Linked DNA regions of Homo sapiens: region 2 is linked to region 1. The links are chromatin contacts, found by Hi-C in ENCODE. All regions are on one chromosome and are shown on one strand. The core of a region is the stretch at or near the end of the contact, and the rest is flanking DNA. Distances in the headings are between cores, read along the strand shown. Region 1 has its middle 42 kb from the start of LINC01787. Region 2 overlaps LOC105378866 (a long non-coding RNA gene).

Region 1 (2,828 bases), core at 140-2,639:
CTTCAGACCTGTCAAGATAAAACGCCTAGGAGGAGCATAGCAGTATCTTGCAGTAGACACCATTGATGTGTAATGGAACAGTGGGAGTTGAAAGAATATGGGCAGGCCACAACAGCATCTGCCATAGTAAGTGTCTCAGAATGGTCCAGCTGTTGTCAGCCCAATAACCCCAGAAGTGCAGCCTAGAGGAGAGCGGGTTAAGCAGCATTTAAAACTTCTGGGCCGCAGTTGCTGCTTCCCCTTAATCTGACCAGATAGCTATTTCTATAAAATTCCTGTATAACCTCTTGATGCTAAAGATTAAAAAAAGAAAAAAAAAACTAAAAACAAGATGTTAATTGGCTTCAACTATGTGTGTCCAATCTCATTTTTCTCACTGACAGTTTGGGGTGGGATGGGGCACACGTTATACCTGGGTACCTGAGAATGGGCTCTAGGGGGGAAGCAGGCCAATGGGAAATCCTCATCCAAAAATGGAGCTTAGAGTTCACAAGCCCAAGCCAGAAGGGTACACATGCCTTAAAGCCCAACTGTACACAAAATCAAAAGCTAAGGAGGTCAGTTAAGAAGTAAGGGCTGGGCGCAGTGGCTCACCCCTGTAATCCCAGCACTTTGGGAGGCCAAGGTGGGCGGATCACGAGGTCAGGAGATCCAGACCATCCTGGCTAACATGGTGAAACCCCATCTCTACTAAAAATACAAAAAATTAGCCAGGCATGGTGGTAGGCACCTGTAGTCCCAGCTACTCTGGAGGCTGAGGCAGGAGAATGGCCTGAACCCAGGAGGTGGAGCTTGCAGTGAGCCGAGATCGCACCACTGCACTCCAGCCTGGGCAACAGAGCGAAACTCTGTCTCAAAAAAAAAAAAAATAGAAGAAGAAGAAGAAGTAAGGTCATGGCCGGGCGCGGTGGCTCACAGCTGTAATCCCAGCACTTTGGGAGGCCAGGGCGGGCGGGTCACGTGGTCAGCAGTTCAAGACCAGCCTGACCAACATGGTGAAACCCTGTCTCTACTAAAAATAGAAAAATTAGCTGGGCTTAGTGGCGGGTGCCCGTAATCCCAGCTACTCGGGAGGCTGAGGCAGAAGAGTCGCTTGAACCCAGGAGGCGGAGGCTACAGTGAGCTGAGATCTTGCCATTGCACTCTAGCCTGGGTGACAAGAGCAAGACTCCGGGAAAAAAAAAAAAAGAAAAAAAGAAAAAAAAGAAGTAAGGTCACCAAAGCCAATAGGCCTAAAGGCAGACCTAAAACTAGCTGCCTCAATCAAAGTAAAGTTAGATGCCACAACAAATAAACCCCTAATTCTCAGTGGTGTAACGTGAGAACTATTTCTCCTTCATGTAAAATCCACTACTCTTCCCACATATGACTCATGTTCCTTCTGTCTGTGGCTTCATCACTTACAAGTGGCTTGGATCTGCTGGATCCTCTAATTCTGGCTGACAGATCGGAAAAATAGAGGGTGAAAGACTAAGTGTGAAAGTATTACATGACAGGTCTGGAAATGGCACGCATTTCTTTGGCCTGGAAACCACTGGCAACAACTTAGTCACACTTCCCTCACGTAAATGCAGGGGGACTGGGAAACATAGATCCTGATTTAGAAGGAACTTCCTAGGAAAATCTCTGTACTGCGGAAGGGGAGCATGCTCTGGTAGAGAGTTAGTCATCTCTACCGCACAAGCCAAATCTAAACAGCTCAATAAGACAGGCATTACTGGAAGTGGAGCTCAGCAAGCTTGGACAAAATAAACCATGTGCCAATTCTTAAGCCAGCCAGAGACCAGATGCCTCTGGCATAGACATCCCTGCCAGTTAGGGCAAGATCCAGTTGATTAAGATACCGGAGTGGAATGAGCAATATGGGAAAACTGATCAATCAGAGAAAAAAAATCCCAGCATGAAAGCCACGATTTTTCCCCCTCCATTCCTCTCATCCAGAGATGGGCTGCCTGGCACAAAATTCAATCCGAATTTGAATTCTACTTAATATCAGCAATAGAATTTTTCATTGGCCTTGTTCTGCATTCAGTGATAAAAGCAGCACACAATTATTTTCGATTGGACCAATGAGATTGTGCTGAGAAGTCTCTGAAGACTGTCTGCTGAGTGCCAGTTGTTAATGAATCCCATTTGTCTTTCTTGATTAAGTCTGCTATTACCCCCGTTTAGTCCTGTCACCAACCCTTTAGCAAGAATTTTCATATCACTGTTTAGATGAGAAATTAGCCTATAAGAGCAGCACTCATCAATCAGGAGACAGTTTATTTAATACAGTTTACAGTTTATGAGTTCAAAAACTGTAGCCTCATACATTAGAAATGGATCCCTGTCCTAGACAGACAATCAGGGGGTTCAGTTCACTTGACAGGCATGGAGAAATGACTTTGAATGTGAGATATGCACTTAGAGAAGGGCTGCAGTATCACACGCCTGCAGCAGAGTATCAGGAGGCTTTCACTTCTGATTAGGAAATCCCCTTTGGTTTAAGCAAGTGCTTCATTTTAATACTTAACCATGCCTCCCTACAACACTGTGACCAGAAAATTCAAAATGAAATTTTAGAATAGAATCACTTCTTTGTGATACCAAATCTTTATTCTGGATTGCTATATCATTAAAACAGTTCGTGAAGAATATTTATCTGCTTCTTGAAATCATAAAGAGCAAGATATCCATGAAAATCTTCCTTTTGCAAAGAGTAGTGAGTGGCATTTCCTTTCAGTCACCAAAAGTAAAAAATTGCAGGAAAAAAGCCCCAGATCTTTGGCATTAACTGTATAGCTACATGACCATACAAAATGGATGATTTTGGCCCCCAGGAGAAT
Region 2 (2,828 bases), core at 199-2,698, 100 kb after region 1:
AGTCAGTCAGGGGGCCTGAATTCTTAGACTCAAATGTGCTTCTGACAGACACGCTGGGTGAGTCTGGTCAACCCACTTACCCTCTCTGGGTTTCAATTTTCTCATTAGACTGCCTTTTGTCTACATTTTCTTCCACTGAGTCTATTTGACACCACAGGTAATAAGTGTGAACTGCCTGTATTGGTTTTTGTTGTTGTTGTTGTTGTTTTGAGACGGAGTCTCGCTCTGCCGCCCAGGCTGGAGTGCAGTCGTGCGATCTCGGCTCGCTGCAAGCTCTGCCTCCCGGGTTCACGCCATTCTCCTGCTTCAGCCTCCCGAGTAGCTGGGATTATAGGCACCCGCCATCACGCCCGGCTAATTTTTTTGTAATTTTAGTAGAGACGGGGTTTCACTAGTTAGCCAGGATGGTCTCGATCTCCTGACCTCGTGATCCGCCCTCCTCGGCCTCCCAAAGTGCTGGGATTACAGGCGTGAGCCACCGTGCCGGGCCAACTGCCTGTATTGTTGACTGCTGTACCTCCAGCAACTAGAATGAGGTTTAGTACATAGAAGATGTTTAATTCTGTTGAAAGGGCAAATTCCTTAGTGGTGTGCTCTGAGGTTTTATATGTGTGGCTTTTGCTTTTAGCATAACTTTGAGTAACAGTGGAGAGGAGAAAATAAAGATCAGGATCAGTTTCTTGGACAAGAGAACGTCCTTGCCTAAAAACCAAAACCAAACAGTTCAAAAAAAAAAAAACTATTGCAAAGCCCTCACTGGGTCTTGTTCTGCTTCAGAAATCTTGCAAGCCCTGCAGTGCGCCTGCTGGGAAGGTTATACAAAGCAGAGCCCACTCACAGAGGCCCAGAGTCGAATCATTGGCCCCCTCCCCCTTTGCATTCCTTGCCTTCCTCTTTTACTGTCGCTGAAACCTGCCCTATAAATCAGATTTAATTATCTATAAAATTTGGTGTAGAAAAGGATTTACTCATTAAAAATGTTCATCAACTTGCTACCCACGTTCCAGACTAATAGAAGCGGAAAAGGAACACCATGGAAACACCAGACGGGCTGGAGAGATAAGCAAGCTTTGAAATACCTGAACCTCGGTTAAATAGCAAGTTCCAGTTTCTGTATTTGCCTTCTAAAATATCATGTCAGGAATAAGTAAATGTCACCAAATAATCAACCTGTTTCGCTATCTTTTCTTTTTTGGTTACTTGCTTCAACAGGTTTTTAAAAATGGGTTTTCTTAGTTTACCTCCTTTGCCTGTGTGATACCCAAGATATTCTCCCCAGTGGTGTGTGTGTTTGCAAAATGTCATAATCCTCTCTACAGCCAAACACAACGGCTCGCATTTAGTCACAGAGTGAGGAGCAGTTAATTAATGAGAGCCAAGGGAGGCAGTGAGGAAACATTGGAGAAAAACGTAGCCAGAGGAAGATCAGAGGGGAAATGTCTGAAGTCAGTCCAAGATAAATCTTCAGTCCTTAGGGAAAGCCCTGGGGTAGATGATGTGGGCTGCCAACCAAGTTGGATTTTGTGTGTGTATGTGTGTGTGTGTGTGTGTGTGTAGCAGGGGGAGCAGTTGTTTGTTCTTTTTGTTTGTTTGTTAAAGTGTGGAAGCAGGGACTGTAGGAACTTGGGGAGAAAGAATGTTAGAGTAGCTTCAACAAGGCAAAGCTTCTATCTAAAATTGCACATTAATTTCCATGAAACTCTTCATTCGTGAAAAGGCAAAGATCTAAAACTTTTTCTCCTTTCTAGCACATGACAGGATTTTTGTCGTGACTTTCCTAAATTCTCACTGTGCCAAGCAAGCAAGAAAGTGCCCACAGGAGTGGGAGGGAAAAGACACATGGGATGGCAGCAAGGAAACCTGCCTAGAGGAGCCAGCCATCCCGTCTGTCCCCTCACTTCCTTCCAGAGAGAACGTCTTTCCTTGACAGCGCCTGCCTCCTGTCATTTCATCCCAACACTTTGCCCAGCCCGGGAAATCTGGATTTTCTTTTTAAAGAAAGATGTCTAGAGAGAAAAATAGAAAATGAACAGCCAATAGAAAGTGCAACAGAGCTTGTTGATTTGGTTCTGTCAGATGCCCCAAGTGTTCGTGGTAAGGCCCATTTTTTATTTCTAGAGACTTGTTTCATTTCACTTGCTGTATTCTTCTTTCTTCTGTGTGCCTTACTGTATATGTTCTTTTGTTGTTTGTCCCTAGGACCTCTTTCTGAGCCTTCCATTCGTGATTTATCTAATCTCATGAATTCACCAAAACTGACCCAAATTAGGGGTTGTGCATGTTTTAACTAAGTTTGGGGAAAACAGGTTGCTCCAATTGCTATCCAGTCATTAATAGGATGGGTTCTTGTTCTCAGCTCACATAAGATCTTTGAAGACTCATGCTCTTAGCTGGGCGCAGTGGCTCACTACTATAATCCCAGCACTTTGGGAGGCTGAGGCGGGTGGATCACTTGAGGTCAGGAGTTCGAGACCAGCCTGGCCAACATGGTGAAATCTCATCTCTACTAAAAATACAAAAAAAAAATTAGCCAGGCATGGCAGTACATGCTTGTAATCCCAGCTACTCGGGAGGTTGAGGCACGAGAATCACTTGAACTCAGGAGGCAGAGGTTGCAATGAGCCAGTGAGCCAAGATCACACTACTGCACTCCAGCCTGGGCAACAGAGTGAGACTCAAGAAAGCCAAAAAAAAAAAAAAAAAAGACACATTCTTGACCATACAACTGTAAGATTTCACAGATACACCACCCAGACTGATGGTCTGACTGAGTAAGGAGGCTTGGTCTTGGCCCAGTGTTTGCCCCAGGAGACTGTGGGGTTAAAAAA

Evidence for each region. A loop is a pair of places that touch in the nucleus more often than their neighbours do. Pooled maps may share reads with other maps.
Region 2: a map with no recorded cell type shows a loop between it and region 1 (2.2-fold over the local background). The contact joins two enhancer-like sites. A Hi-C loop is called at or near these places in 4 of 37 single-sample maps with no recorded cell type and 2 of 50 pooled maps.

Annotation. Positions count from the first base shown.
Region 1 is chr1:96,414,787-96,417,614 of GRCh38, forward strand. No RefSeq gene overlaps it. Among named protein-coding and RNA genes, the nearest start is that of LINC01787, 42 kb to the left of the region's middle. Within about 2 kb of position 1,390, at least 9 of the 41 ENCODE cell types and tissues checked have a DNase peak (open chromatin) inside an H3K27ac peak, as active enhancers do.
Region 2 is chr1:96,519,328-96,522,155 of GRCh38, forward strand. It overlaps LOC105378866 (a long non-coding RNA gene), which reads left to right. Exons shown (of 3, transcript XR_947618.2): 2 at 1,749-2,094. Among named protein-coding and RNA genes, the nearest start is that of LINC01787, 150 kb to the left of the region's middle. Within about 2 kb of position 1,449, at least 2 of the 41 ENCODE cell types and tissues checked have a DNase peak (open chromatin) inside an H3K27ac peak, as active enhancers do.